2 separate regions of the Mus musculus genome follow, and region 2 is linked to region 1. Evidence: chromatin loops called from intact Hi-C (ENCODE). Cell type or tissue: heart. All regions are shown on one strand. Each heading gives the region's core, and the rest is flanking DNA. Links, peaks and the distances in the headings are about the cores only.

Region 1 (7,975 bases), core at 1,267-6,266:
ATGGCTAATATTACGTTGACTAAGACTAGAAACATGGGCAAAAATATGGGTAGTATAATATTATAGGCATGTTGGGCTGGAGAGATGGCTCAGCCGTTAAAGGCTAGGCTCACAACCAAAATATTATAGGCATGTAAATTTTAAACAGGGCAAACAATATTACATATAGTTTATGGGCACTTGCATGTGTTGTAAAGATACAACAACTTACAAGGAAGTGGTGATCACCAAAGTGAGGTAGTGCTTGTCTCTGGCATGGCAGGGAAATGGCTGGGATCAGTTTGTAGAAGGAGAAGCACAATGAGCCCAGCCTATGCCTTATGCTGTAAGCTTGTGCTGGAGGTGAGGTATCTCTAGTATCATTCTCCTTATAGTTTCATACACTTAAGTGGTTTATGAAAGAGTAGCATAGCAGGGAAACACATGTATTCTCAGCTCTAAGGAGGCTGAGGCAGGAGGCTCAGCCATCTCAGGCCAGCCTGGCTTATACAGGAAAACCCTCAAGAAAGCAAAAGATTGGGGTTGGAGAGAGATGGGTCAACACTTAAGAACCTACTTGCTTTTCCAGAGGACCATGATTCAAGTTCTAGTACCCACCTGGCAGCTCACAACTGTCTAAGTCCAGTTTCAGGGATCTAACAGCCATACACCAACATATATGCAAGCCACCAGTGCACATAAAATAAAATAAAATAAAATAAAATATTAAAAGAAATGAAACTAACAAATCTCTATCTGCGGCAATGTTGGACAGCTGGGGCATAATTCACTGACGCTGTTGCTTAAAAGTGTTTGCTAATGGCATTTTCCACAGCAGGGGCGATCAGACTGGTGAGTTTGATTACCTGCTGTGTCTTTAGTGATCTGAATAGGCTATGAGGCCTGTCTATTCACAGCCCTGAAGTACCCCATATACAAAAACAAAAACAAAAAACAAAAACAAAAACAAAAACAAAAACAAAAACATCCTGGTGGATTTGGCCTGGGGAGATAGCTCAGGAGTGTCAGGTAGGTATGGCTGGTTGTGTTCTGTAATTTCAACCTTGGAAGGCAGAGACAGGAGATCTCGGGATTGAACTGAGTAGTGAGACTCGCTTTGGATTTGATTGAAAGACCTTGTCTCAAATAATAACATGGAAGAATCCTCAAAGAAGAGCCCTGGCAGACATCAACTCTGGGCATCTTTATACAGGTGTGCACATGAGCATGATCACTAACATACAGATGTGTATCTACATGCCTGTGAGCATCACTCACATACACATGTGTATCTACATGCCTATGAGCACCACTCACATACACATGTGTATCTACATGCCTATGAGCACCACTCACATATACATGTGTATCTACATGCCTATGAGCACCACTCACATACACATGTGTATCTACATGCCCGCGAGCAGACATATATACACCTTCACATGAAAAGAAAAAGGGAAAAAGAGATGTATTTTGCAAGGTAATTTAGTGCAAGAATCCTTTATCCAACCCCTCCCGGAAAAACAAAGTACTATATTACGTCAAAGAAAATTACTAAGTTATTTAGGTTAAAGCTATTTGAGGATAAAATTGTTCCTGGTGACAATAACTTTTGTTCTGTAATACTAGTAATGCTTTTTCCCAGAGTCCACATAGCCACTCATTTATTGCTTAAGTAGAATTGCTTTCCTGTGTGGCCAACTGAGTCATAACGCATAAAAACCTCAGTGTGACCACAGTTGCATAAGCAAGACTTACTCGCTATACCACCAAGGGCTTATGTCTTCCAGATGAAGGGTTAGGTGATAGCCCTGCCAGGGTGAGATGTTCAAATGGTTTTTCTCATTGCTGAGTGATGGGTTTGTTTATACAGCATGTTCAACATCTGTGAAACATTTTGGTGTGTCAGACATTTAAGAACATCAATTTCTATACAAATCATTAAAAGAAAAAAAGAGAGAAAGACAGCTGTAGTAAAAAAGAGAAAACCTACTTTAACGCTCCCTCCTGGCCCTATTAGTGTGATCAGTCTGCTTGATTGTTCTTGTGTATCTTAGCCCAGGGCCCGAACTTTCTGGTCACTGTAGAGTCATGTTCAAAATTCTTTTCTAACTTTTCCTTCTTACCCACCCCCACGTTCTAAGCAGCTCTCTTCAAGTGTTTAAGGATGTACAGTAGTGACCAGATGAAATTTCTCAGCCTCACTTTGAGGACTCTTTGTCTCTGTCATTAATCAAAGTTGAACTTTGCATTTTCGGGTCATTATGCACAAAGGTTGGCTTGTCACAGTTTTTACTGGTCCACAGTGCAGTGGCCAAAATATGGCTATATAGTCATGTTTTAATTTTGAGGCTTGTATCCCTGCTTCTTGTGATTAAGAAGGGATGGTGGGAATTGACAGTAGAACTTACCTTAAAAGACCTTTCTTGGTAGAAGTGGGAGTTGGCATCCATGAAACCCATGTTCTTCCCATCCCCCAGTCTTCCAAGCTCTCCCCGGGATACATTCTCTCTCTTTCTCTCTTAAAACCTTAAAAAAACTTAGTGGTCTGGTCACTTGTCTAGTGTGGTCATACTCGGCCATCTTGATTTCCCCTACCCCCTGCCCAGTCATTCCTATTGTCTGTCTTCACCTTGTCTGACTTGTTCTTTAGTAACTCTTGCTTTTAAGAAAAATCATGTGTGCATGTGTGTAAACACATGTGTGTGTGCTCGAGTGCATGCATGCCTGTGTATGTAAGTGTATGTGAGTGTTTGAGTGAGTGTGTGCTTGCCTATGATGGGACGGTGGGAGTGTAGAGGCTGGAGGAAGACAACGCTGTAGAATTGCTGCTCTCCTCCCATCCTACCAGGAGTGCACTGCAGACTTTTCACCTGTCAAGCTACCTTGTTGGTCTTCTAATTTTATTTTTCCATGGTTTCTACTTTAATTGATTGAAAATGTCAATTACTCTTGCTTCAATATATTCTATTTTTTATCTTTAAAATTAAGGAAGAAACTAAAATCATCTCATTGAGATAAAGTAGGAAAACTCACAGTTTCAGAGTGTCTCCAAAACAACCATGTAGAACATGTTTTACAAGTGTATTTACAATGCACAGCTCCTAATCCAGTCAGTGGAAGTACCCAAAGGATACTGTGAAAAGAACATTTTCATGTCTCATAGATAGAGCTAAAATACTTCTTTTTTATGGCAACCCTTGATTATCTCAGTTTTTATACTGTTCTATTGAATTTGAAATAAAAATTTCCCATCTGTAAGACATTTTATTTACTCTCCACCCTTTTAAAATTTACAGCTTAATATTTATTGAACAGGTACTTCATTAAGCTTATGGGTCTGTTTGCTGAGAGGTAGACTCTCAATAGGATTTATTAAAACAGAAACAGCAACCAAGAATCTGGCTGAGAATCCATAAAGAAGTCTTAGCACACAGGAAATTATTTCTCATGATTCACTGTACAGGTAAATTCAAAGTCAAAACCTGAAACTCTGAAAGTCAAAGTCTGAAACTCCAGTTCTAGATCTGACACCCTCTTCTGACTTCCGCAGGCACCAGGCATGTCTGTGGTACATACGTTCAGGCAAAGCACTCGCATCCATTAAACAAGACAAAACAAACAAACAAACAAAAAAAACCAAGCAAACAAATGATTCAAACTACATCTGGCCCTTCTGGACTGTGCTATGGCGCCTGCCTAAGCATTTCTGAGGACATGGCGCCATCTGCTGGCTCCACATCAAGTTTTCCTTTGGAGGCTTATTGTTTTTTTCCCCCCTTTGATTTAACAATGGAAATATTACTTCTTAGTCATAAGTTCTAATGAACATCATTAAGTAAACAACTGAAACTATCAAAATATCACTCTCAGGAACTTTTACAAATCCCAAAACATAGTTATTAAGGAAAATATAGTTACATGACAGATTCAATATTTGTTTTTCATTCTTGAGAATGGAACACACAAAAGCGACACCTTTGTCTTTAATATAGAAGAGTACTTCTTAATAAAAGAGACACTTGTTTGTTAAATAAGGAACATTTATGAGGCTGAGTGAGGGGATTTATGTACATATGTGAACATTTAACTAATCAGTTAAGCTAATAGAATCTTCGCATTCTAGCTCAGGTTGGCCTGGATCTCTCAATGCTCTGCTCTGCCCTCCTCGGAGCCAAGATCACAGAGTGCTAGCAACCTGGTCCTACGTGTATACTGTAGCATCACCAGAGACGATTTTGTCAGTTAAATTAAATGCACCATGGGATAAAGTGGGTGGACATCTTGTACCCAGACCAAAATTCCGTACTTTCAGCAGCTGCTCTATCAGCTTCCACAACAACCCTCCAAACTGTGCACTCCTGTCCCAGCTCAGGAACCGAAGAAATGCTGAGACATTGAAGACATTAACACTAACATTTTAGGAAAAAAAAACACGGAGGGTATTAGAACTGTAGCTGTGGCTCAAGGTTTGCTGTAGCATGAGTTGTTATATAGGTATTAGCTAGAATAGGTAGGTCTTTTGTTTTTGGCATGATGCAGTTACCAGAAGCCAAGACTCCTAAATTAAACTCTTTCTGATTGCTCTACATCTAAAGGTTTTGTTTTGAAAGTTTAAATTTTATTTTTATGACAATTTCATACATGTTATATAATGTATTAAGAAGTTATTCACCACATTACCCTCTCTTTAATTCCCTCATCATCCTAATTGTTTGTTTGTTTGTTTATTTATTTATTTATTTATTTATTTATTTATTTATTTATAGTCAATAGAAAGTGTTTATTAGTCAGCTTGCAACTACACTGGGTGTTTGGGATCCCAATGTAGTAGCAAGAATTTCTCAGGTGGGTTTTTAAGCACAAACACTGTGCTATGGGTTGACATTCTTCACTAAACAAGAACAGTTAGTCAGAAGTGCAACTAGGGAAGTTAAAATGGCAAGGTTAGCACATTAGGGACTTGTAGAGTCCACCTCTAATAGAAAGACAGGGCATCCACAAGAACAGATTTTTAAGATGAAATTAATATGTTGTTAAGGAAGTCTGGGGTAATTGGTTTATTTGGATTTGTAGATGCACATGCCATTGCTCATATAACTCCAGCAAACAGTAGATTAATGCGGGAACAAACTATTTTTCAAAACACCAAGGTCATTTTGTGTGTGTGTTAGACTAGTTATTGAATGTTATCTATCATCTTATACATATGCTTAAAATTGAATCTTTTTTCTCTTGTGATTTTTTAAAATGTTTGGTAAATAATTTCATAAATTAAAACAGAGTTTCAACTATTGTAGCCTGTCTTAGATTTTTTTTTTTTTTACTGCTGTGAACAGATATCATGACCAAGGCAAGTCTTATAAAGGACAACATTTAATTGGTGCTGGTTTACATATTCAGAGTTTCAGTCCATTATTATCAAGATGGGAGCATGGCAGCATCTAGGCAGGCATGGTGCAGAAGGAGCTGAGATTTCTATATCTTCATCTTAAGGCTGCTAGCAGAAAACTGGCTTACAGGGAACTAGGATAAGGGTCTTAAAGCCCACATCCACAGTGACACACCTACTCCAATAAGGCCACACCGACCCAAACAGGGCCACACCTTCTAATAGTGCCACTCCCTGAACCAAGCATATAAAACTATCACATTCCACTCCATGGCTCCCATAAGCTTGCTCAAACATATGAGTCTATGGTGTACTTACCTAAACATAGCATAATGCAAAATATATTTAGCCCAACTTCAAAAGTCCCCATAGTCTTTAGCAGTCTCAACAATGCTAAAAGTCCAAAGTTTAAAATGTCTTCTGAGATTCATCCAATCACTTAACTGTAACCCCCAAAGCAAGACAGGAAACCAGCTGGGCAAACTCCAAACTCTGCATCTCCATGGATGATGTCAAAGCAGTCTTCAGATCTTCAACTCCTTTTTTCATCTTTCTTGACAGCAACAAACTTCTTTCTCCTGGGCTGGTTCCACTCACTGTTAGCAGCTTTCTTCAGCAGATAGCCCATGGCTCTGGTATCTCAAACATCTTGATGTCTCCAAGGCAGCTTCAGTGTTACAGCTTCTTGTTCTAGTGTCTGGGATCCACAGATGATCTGGGCTCCTTCAAAGGGTTGGCTGGTGTCACTTCTCCAGCTCTGCCCTCTGTAGCACTCTAAGCTCAGGTTGATCCACTCTATTGCTGCTGTAGTTCTTGGTGATCATTTCATGGTATTGGCATATTCAGTATACTGGGGTCTTCCACTGCAATTAGGCTTCACCAATAGCCTCTCAAAGGCTCTCTTCATGGTGCCAAGCCTCAAATCCTTTGCATGACCCCTTCAGTCCTGGACTATCACTGCAACTGAAGCTGCTCCTTCACCATTGGCCTTCCCTGGCCTCTCACAGTGCCAAGCCTCAACTGCTCTTCATGACCCCTTCATGCCTTTAAACTGATACTATCTGGGTGACTCTTATACATTACCAAGTACAGTTGCTGCTGGGGGTAAAACCTTGGCTATATCTGGAACACAGCTTCTTTGTGCTTTCAGCAAACACTTCCAGAAGATTTACCTCAATGAGGCTGATCTCCCCCTCCTCTCTTCTTCTTCTTCTTCTTCTTCTTCTTCTTCTTCTTCTTCTTCTTCTTCTTCTTCTTCTTCTTCTTCTTCTTCTTCTTCTTCTTCTTCTTCTTCTTCTTCCCCCCCCAAGAAAGGGTTTCTCTGTATAGCCCTGGCTGTCCTGCAACTCACTCTGTAGACCAGGCAGGCCTCAAACTCAGAAATCCACCTGCCTCTGCCTCCCAAGTGCTGGGATTAAAGGTGTGCGCCATGTCTGTGTATAGCCCATTGCCCCACAAGTTACCACCTTTGCCTCCTGGGATTAAAGGCTTGCACTATTGTACCTGGACCTAAAGTTAGCTAGGTGGGATCTTGCCACAACTTTACTGTGGGAACTAAAGGGGGTGGGGGAAAAAGTGGGAAGGAAGGATAGCCCATGACCGGCCAGAGTTCCTCCTATGCTCTGGGTAGGCAGATGCTTTCCACTTGGCCCCTGGTGAGCATCTAAGCCACTGACCCCACTCGGCAGGGGGTGGACAAGGGGCAGCCCCTGAAACCAAGGGGTCCTGGGGTGATACCCTGTAGCCCCGGGGTTATGGGAGAGAGGTTCCCACACAGGCAAGAGTCTGTGCAGCTGGTCTTGATGAACAGAGACAGTCTATGGTTTTAGAGCTTTATTATAGAAAGCCAGTGGGAAAGAGAGAAGAGAGAGAGAGAGAGAGAGAGAGAGAGAGAGAGAGAGAGAGAGAGAGAGAGAGACCGGCCAAGGCCAGGAGGAGAGAAGGGGGAAAGAGAAAGAGAGAGAGAAGAAAGACTAGAGAGAAAGAAAGAGAGAGGGGAAACGAGTGAGTGGAGAGAGGAGAGGAGAGAGTAGAGTAGAGTAAGGGGAGTAAGGGTAGGAGAGCAAGTGAGGAGGGGCCAAACAGCCCCTCTTATGGTTTGCTGTTGCTAGGTAACTGAAGAGGAGTTTAGCCTGAAGGTTAGAAGCCTGGGACATTGCCTATATGACTACTAGCCACATACTCTTGTGGGGCTGTGGGGGCGGTAACTTCAACAGGAGCAAGAGTTCCAGGAGCATGAGGGAACACCTACTGTGCCATGTAGGTGAATTATCACCACCGGGTCCCAGGGTTCAGACCTCAGCTTGACTGAAGACCAGACTGTCTGTGTATAGCCCATTGCCCCACAAGTTACCACTCCCTTAATTTAATTTAGTATTCATGAACACAGGATTCAGCTCCACTTTACTTCCTGGTGTCCCTTTCATACTTGAATCATATATTTTATATTTTTCCTTTCTCAGCTTGCTATGCTTGTTTAAAATGCTCTTCATGAGACTTAACCAGAGAACAAAGTCTATGATGATCTTTTCTGAGACTTCCTTTGTCAATGCAATTAATCTGAGTCTCTTCACCTTAGCCTCAGGTAGACTCTTCATACAA
Region 2 (7,975 bases), core at 1,282-6,281, 780 kb before region 1:
TGGGAAATGTCCCACACCCATGATCCCTACTGGTCACATTCTAAGAATTATGACCTTTGGTTTTGTCTTATGACCAATTTCATTTTATCAGAGCCATCTGTGAGACCTTTGAACTGGGGTTATTGGTGAGTATACAACTGAAAGCAATGATCTGTCCATGCAATAATCCATCTGTAACAAACAGTTATGTTTTAATTTGCATTGATTAATTATACATGAAGATGGATTTCACCATGATGTTCTCACATGTGCACATAATCTATTTTGATTATATTTATTCTCCATTACTCTTTCTCGTCCCTGTCACTCCTGCTGATTCCCCTCCTTTTCTCAGTCATCCTTCTGCTTTTACAGTGTGTGTGTGTGTGTGTGTGTGTGTGTGTGTGTGATATTGAGTTTAATTAGTGTTGTGTACAGGAACACAGGTAATGAGTTGTTTACAGGACAATCATAGGCGTCTTATCATTGGCTATCTCACTGAAAGAAATGTCTGTCACTTAGCAGCCAACAGCTAACTACCTGTAGATTCTGAGGGAGGTGAGATCTCATGAGCCTCTCCTCTGCTGACTCCCAATTGAATAAGTGAATGGTGACCAGCCCAGTCTTCTACACATCTTGTGCATGTACTCACAAGTGCTGAGAGATCATGACTATAACTGCCATGTCAGTCCCAGAAGACAGCTTTTGTAACCCTCCACTCTTGTGCTGGCTCTGAAATCCTTTTAACTGGTTTTTTTTTCCCCCATGACATCGTCTTAGCATTGGCAATTAAATTTTGAGAGACAAAACAGTGAGCTGTTGTCAAGGGCTAGAGAGAAGGAGGACTAGAAATCGGTTGCCATGTTGGGATGGTGGCAATGTTTTGAACTAGAAACCAGTGATGACTGGGCAGTATTGTGAACATGGTCCATATCACTAAATCTGCACATTTTAAAATGGTGACTTTTGGGTGGTATGTATGTTAGTACAATAAAACATAAACATAGGTATTCTCTATAACACAGATCATAGGTATTCTCCATAACACAGTTCATAGGTATTCTCTATTACACAGATATTTAAGACCTTTTTAAAATGGCAAATGATACCACTGATTTCACTAAAGATTTTTTTCTCAGTAATGCATTTTTCTAAAAATACATTATTTCTCCTTACGTGAACTGGGTATTTTACTTAATAAATATGTATTTGTAAATGCCCTAAACTGTAAGTTTTATGATTATTCATATTGATAGATAGATGTTACTTACATCTTTGGGTTTTAGGAACGCAATGGCATCTTAAGGAGGAGCATTGACAGCTACCTACTGAGCTGTGCTGTAAAGTGCCCCCTGAGTGCTAAGCAAGCCAAGGTACTATGGAGGTCGTTGGGTTCAGAAGGCTTTCTGGTAATATTAGTCAGTTGTGAGTATAAATGTTGCATCATAAAGCATAATCAGGAAGCTGGGCGTGGTGGCGCACGCCTTTAATCCCAGCACTCGGGAGGCAGAGGCAGGCAGATTTCTGAGTTCGAGGCCAGCCTGGTCTACAAAGTGAGCTCCAGGACAGCCAAGGCTATACAGAGAAACTCTGTCTCTGTCTCGAAAAACAAAAAACAAAACAAAACAAAACAAAACAAACAAACAAACAAAAAAAGGCAGAATCAGGAAAAAGTACTCCCGATCACATTAGTGACTAATAACTAAGTACGCCGAGGGGCTATCACAGAAGACATGACAGGAAGAACAACGTAAGGGTTGAACAAAAGAAAACCAGTCTTCCTTAGGCTCAGGTCTTTTAATACTTGTTCCCAGTTGGGGGGCGCTGTTTGGGAAGGTTGTGGACACATGGGCTGGCAGGAGGAAGTACATCACTGCTGGAGGAGGGTCTTTCACAGTGTATAGCCTTGCATCATCTCACATTTGCTCTGGGAAGTTTCCGGTGTGCAGTGGTGAGTGCAGAGACGCAAGCTGGTCCAGTGCGGAAAGTAAGTGACCACTGAACGCTCAGTCATAGATGGGACGTCTCCCTCCAAAGCCTGGGGCTGCTGTGGAGAGGAGATGGAAAGAATGTAAGAGATAGAGGAAGAAGTGGAGTATGAGAAAGAATTACCCGGTCTCTGCCCTCTTTCAGGCTTACAATCTGGAAAAAGTCCAAGCAGGCAAGGAATTAACTGATGGAGATTAAAGAGGAGGTTAAGCTTTGCTTTTTACTGTCTGAGAAATGGAATCACGTTTTAATGAAAAATGAATGTGGAAAAGAAAGCAAAGGGCTGGGAGTGGAAGGCACACCTTTATTCCCAGAATCCTGGAGGTGGAGGCAAGTGCATGGATCTCTGTGAGTTCAAGACCAGTCTGGTCCACATAGTGAGTTCCAGGATAGCCAAGGCTCCATAGAGAGACATTGTCTCAAAACAAAAGCAAAAACAAAACAAAAACAAAAAACAAACAAACAAAAACCCCCAAACAACCAACTAAAAAACAAAACAAAACAAGAAAAGTAAAATAAAATGAAAAGAAAAGATGTCTACAGGGATTGAAGCCAGAGCGTAGGCAGTTGAATGTATTTGCTGCTCTTGCAAAGGAGCTGGCTTCAGTTCCCAGTGGTCACATGGTGGCTCTGAAACATCACAGTGCCTGTTCCAGGGGATCCAGTGCCCTCTTCTGACCTCTGGGCACTAGGCATGCGTGTGCAACACATACATACATACATACATACATACATACATACATACATACATACATACACACTCCGCAAAACGATTCATACACCCAAATACATCTTAATTTATTTTAAAGGAGATGAATGTGAAAGAGGGCACCTTCCCAAACGCTCATGTTATCACAGGAAAGGACAGTGATGTCATAAATCATTTGGTGAGAAAGATCAAAATTGAGTTAATGTAATAATCTGGCCACTAAGGTTTTGAGTTGTCTCCTTTAGGTTAGACTTACACTTGACTGCGAGCAAGAAACTTCTGTAACGTTCCACAATGCCTCTGATCCTTGACTCCAATTTAGGAAGAGTCCCGGGATCATTCTGTTCCTGGGAGAGGATCCAGTACTAAGTGGCTTCTTTTAATTTTAATTTTAATTTAGTTGTATTTTCTTGTGTGAGTTACACTGAACACTTCTAGTTATTGGGTGGAGTAGATTACCACGGACAGCCTGGAATTTCTTCAATATTGTTACCCCAATCCTCCTCCCCCCTTGTAATATGGCACAACTGTAGCTATCTGTGTATGCACAGCTATTTGGATATCAGCACTGCTTGGGGCTGCTGAGCTCTGGAACAGAGATAATGCGTGTCCACCTTTTACTCTGCTCAAGCCACTGTCTTTAAACTTGGTTGTACAGGAAACAGTGTCACATTTATTTTTCTCTGCCAGATCGGTAGACTTAGCCCATCTTCCCATTCCAGCATTCTTCTCTCCCTTCCACAGTCTCTACTTTCAGTCAGCTTCTAACTGATTTTACGTTCTATTTGCAGCACTGGGCTTTCCCTGGTCTCAGAGGACACTAGACGTTTCTGATTAGAGTTTGGAGATCAGATGCACCCAGGCTCTTCCTAGAGTCACTTCATCCAGTTCAGCTCCAGCAGCCTCTAATCTCGCTCTTTGATCCTGCTTCTCACACGGTGCCCACAATATCTGCCTTGGGGCTCCAAACTATTAAAGACAAGAAGCCTGGGGCTCCATTGGCATTGCCATTTTGAGAAGCCAGCACACTTTTCATCTTCTTTGCACACGCAGTATTCTTCTATCATCGTTTTATGTATAGAAAGGCTTATGTGATGTAAAGATTATAAATGTAAACATTTCAGTGTGGAAAGCTTATCATGGCCAAGGCAAGAGCTCGGCATCTGAGTAAATTTTCCTTACCCAGTAGAATGCAGAGATATTAACTAATTCATGTGCTTTTGACATTTAAATAAAATAAGGTAAATAAGATAATTTACCAAGCATATTTTTTCCTACTGAGTGACAATGACAAAGAACAGAACAGACCATCACTTCTTTCAGTAAAAAAGGGACGTAGTAATTTGACCCACATGGAATTGTTACTATTTGGCAATTTTTGACATTTTTGTGAATATTTATCACAGTAAAATATGTTTCAAGACTCGGCCTAATGTTGTTTTAATGTCATTATTATAGTAGTATCTCTTTACTGTAATACTTTTCAATTTTATTATTTTTCCCACAGTTTTCAGTTACCTCACACTGCCAGTAGAGGGCGCGGGTTGTCTTGTTGAGCTCACTGGAAAATAGGAAAATAAACCATCCACACACGCATCTGGTTATAATTTTCCTCTCCTGCTCTCCACTTGCACAATTCAACTTGATGCTGTATAATTCCCCTTTCTTTTCTTCTGTTCTGCATGGGGGCAGAGCCACCACAAAAAGATGAATACTTTCAGTGCCTTTCAGATCCCTCAAAGCGGCAGCCTTCACATTCCATCCTATTGATACTGCATTTGGCAGTGGATGAAGGGACACAGTTGAAGTCTGCTCATAATTGGTTTTATTTGGGAAAGATTTTCTTTTGAACTAGTGGCCACCAGTGATTTTATAATCATCAGAAGTTAGCTACTTCAGCACTTCTTATAGAGAATACTCACAATTCTCTTTCTCACTTTGGAAGAACAAAGTATAAAGTGGAGGGAAAAAGAGAATAGCCATGAGCATGGGGGAGTTCCGGTTTGTTTGGGACTCCCAGGGACTGCCGAGGGCCAGCCCAGGCTGTGTCCTTGTCTGCACAGTCGTCTTTCAGCACAGCATTAATCATCTTTTTATTTTCTCAGACCGTTAAGCTTTTTTTTTTTTTTTTTTTTTTTTTTTTTTAAGAAAAAAATAAGGTAAATCTAGTGTCTGTTTCCTGATACTATCTGACTCCTACCATCTGCAGACAGCATAGCAGAGCTTGCTGAGTGGTGCTTTGCATGTGTTTCAATACGAATTGAACAGTGGAACACCCCAAAACTCATCTCTGTGTTACAAGAACTAGGCACCCACACGTAAAACACAAACTTTGCGAAGCGCTGCATGATGCCCACATACCATCAGCCAAACCTTCCTTGTTTGGGGGTTTGGTTTTCCCACCCGGATGTGAATAGACAGTGGGATCCTTGTTTCCAGGGGCTTTGTTTGCTTTGAGTCACTGGTAAAATAAACATTACCTCAGATTGGAGAAATCCTTGGAAGAGAGCAGGGGTTCTGGGAGAGCTTTGTGGTACCCGGCACTGATGATTTTATTGGGTTATCTGGTGTAGCATGCTGAGGACAGTTTAATTACAGCAGTGCCCTGTGCAGATCAGATGGGCCTGAGCTTGAACTTGCCCTGTGAGCTGGCTCGTTCTGGAAGGAAATGCAACTGAGAAAGAATGAAGTGAGGTGTGTCCTCCTTTACTGTAGCCCGGCTCTCTACATAGGAAACAAAAGCAAAGGCTCTTGAGGGTCTCATGAGGCAGGTGTGCACTTATTCTTAACTCACAGTCACCTCTTCACACAGTAGGGATGCTTTCTGCTCTGAATTTAGTCCAAAGAGAAAAGTACTCAGTAAGTGCTTGATTGAAAACTAGACTCATTTTGTGATTCATCATATCAGAAACACATGATTATAAATATTTTTTAAAGAAAATTGAGCAGGGTGGTGGTGGCTCATGCCTTTAATCCCAGCACTTGGGAAGCAGAGGCAGGCAGATTTCTGAGTTTGAGGCCAGCCTGGTCTACAAAAGTGAGTTCCAGGACAGCCAGGGCTATACAGAGAAACCCTGTCTCAAAAAAACAAAACAAAAAAAAATTGTATTTTAAAACAGGAGGGTCCATTTTATAATTTGATATTTGTTGAACGGTGATGCCTGATGGAAATACTATTTAACATGCTTATTCTGGCTCTTGCTACTTATATTTCAAGATGGACTATGTATATAAAATGGAATTTTAATATTTATACACCAAAGATTTAGAGATTTTATTACTTTTCAAAATAGTTATAGTTCCACCCCATCTCCATATTCCTATACAAGCTACTGCCAAGGTGATTAACTATTTAAATTCAGCACTTTTTAAATTTCCTGCAGCACATATAAGGTTTTTGGAAACTGTAATTGGTTGTTATTATATTGCCAAGAATGGAAATCCAAACTGAGTTCAAGGTAATTATGCAGAGTGAAAACTTTATAGTATAGTCTTTCCTCAAAGAGAAACAGAAGCAGAAACCATAACCATGGCCTCACTATAACTTGATGTTAGGAGTAAAGGATTTGGTAGTCTCCCCTCCTACATCCCATACACACACCTCAAGTAACAGATGTCAAGAGTTTCAATATTGATTCAGGAGAATGAATGGCTGAGTCATTGCAGAGGGACTGTGACAGGGAGACAAAGGCTACCATGGCGATGTGTTGATATGCGATGGGGTTAGTGAGCCTGAGGGCTTCCTACCCCTGCCATTGAAGCAAAGCGATGAGCTCTGGGACATGCCACCCAGCAAGCCTAAAGCGAGGCAGGTTGGAAGAATGATTTAACTATCTGTCCTCTGGGGATTGAAGATTCCATACACACATGTCTGTCTGATTCATAGGGAATTTCCTTTTTAAATATAAGAAAAACTATCCTGAAATCTGCATCTAGCTAAGAAATAAATACTGGGGTTTTAAAAGTCTCCAACAGCATTTTCTGAAAATGCTTTCTAAAATAACTTCTTGAGGACTACTGTGCTTAGATTGGGAAAGTATAGATTCAAAATAATTTGCATAGGACTATGTTCAACTACTTCTTTGGTGAATATGATAATAAAAACTTACACATGGTAAGTAGTGAAATAAAAGAAAATTTGTAATCAGTCTCTGATTGGTGTAGGAGATAGATTCCAAGGCATTTGCTATGGAGCTGTGTTGTTTCTTGCATATGGTTTATCTATATCCTTAATATATGTCCTTATACCCACAGGTAAGTATAGTTCTCATCCATCGTGAAAGAAACATCCCTTGTAACAGACAGATCAAAATGCTGAGAACAAATGTGGTATACAGCCCAAATATCAACAACAGAATTTAATACATTTAAAAAGATCATTTCTAAAAGCATATTTTTTTGTAATAGGAATAGGCAAGAAAGAAATTTCTGTACAGGATCAAGTGAATTGATGAACAAATTTAAACTTGTTTATTTCCTACAGTGCTCTGATCTCTTATAATGTGCTATTCTTAGTGATGTTTTAAGAATACTTGTCACATGTGTGGTAGTACTACCAAACTTTTTCCCTTTTTACTTTGGGGAACTAAATCTATAATAATAATAATTTTAGAAATGTTGAGACAAAGCCTTTGCTTGAGTAGTTTTAATTCAGTGAGGATGAATTTTTTGTCCGGAGTTTTTTCTATATGCACGTATATTCCCTATGTTAAATCCTTAATTTGTCCTGGCAAGCTATATTAACCTTCTGCAAGCCAGGACCTTAAAGACTTCAGCTTTCAGCCTTCGTCTACTTATCTTGGCCTAGAATGTTTTAGCATCTGAGACTTATTGATGAATAAATTCACATTTTCTCTTTCTGAGCTCTGACTGGCTGGTTCAACTCAACTGTTCTGGCTCAAACTCTTCTCCAAGCTAACTGACTCAAATTGGCTTCTGACTGAGTTGTTCTGCTTGCAAAGACTGCCTCTGACCTCCACGAAGCGAACTAACTGTTCCAAAGTCCTCTGCTCTGTTCTAAGCTCAATTAAATTCCACCAAACTGAACTGCTCCGAACTGAAATCAATCTCTCTCTCTCTCTCTCTCTCTCTCTCTCTCTCTCTCTCTCTCTCTCTCTTTCTCTCTCTCTCTCTCTCCCTCTCCCTCCCTCTCCCTCCCCCCCCCTCTCTCTCTGCTCTTAAATAACCTCTCTTTCCTATCTGTCCCAAGTTGGGCATGTTCTATCTCTGATTCATTTTGTCAAATCTTTCTCTAATTCATCACTTTGTCTGCCTTTCAATTAAATGTCATTGTTTGGG

What was found. A loop is a pair of places that touch in the nucleus more often than their neighbours do. Peaks named below come from ENCODE experiments on the same cell type or tissue, not always from the same donor. Only the 100,000 strongest peaks of a DNase experiment are listed, where the experiment ranks them.
Region 2: it touches region 1 in a loop (3-fold over the local background); 8 of 42 quality-filtered maps call a loop at or near these places.

What each region holds. Positions count from the first base shown.
Region 1 is chr13:80,858,129-80,866,103 of GRCm38, reverse strand. No RefSeq gene overlaps it. Among named protein-coding and RNA genes, the nearest start is that of Arrdc3, 21 kb to the left of the region's middle. In heart, for the core only: a CTCF peak has its summit at 3,714 (motif pointing left); no DNase peak of the experiment used is centred there.
Region 2 is chr13:81,638,199-81,646,173 of GRCm38, reverse strand. No RefSeq gene overlaps it. Among named protein-coding and RNA genes, the nearest start is that of Adgrv1, 9.0 kb to the right of the region's middle. In heart, for the core only: a CTCF peak has its summit at 4,211 (motif pointing right); no DNase peak of the experiment used is centred there; H3K4me3 peaks cover 219 bases; H3K27ac peaks cover 458 bases.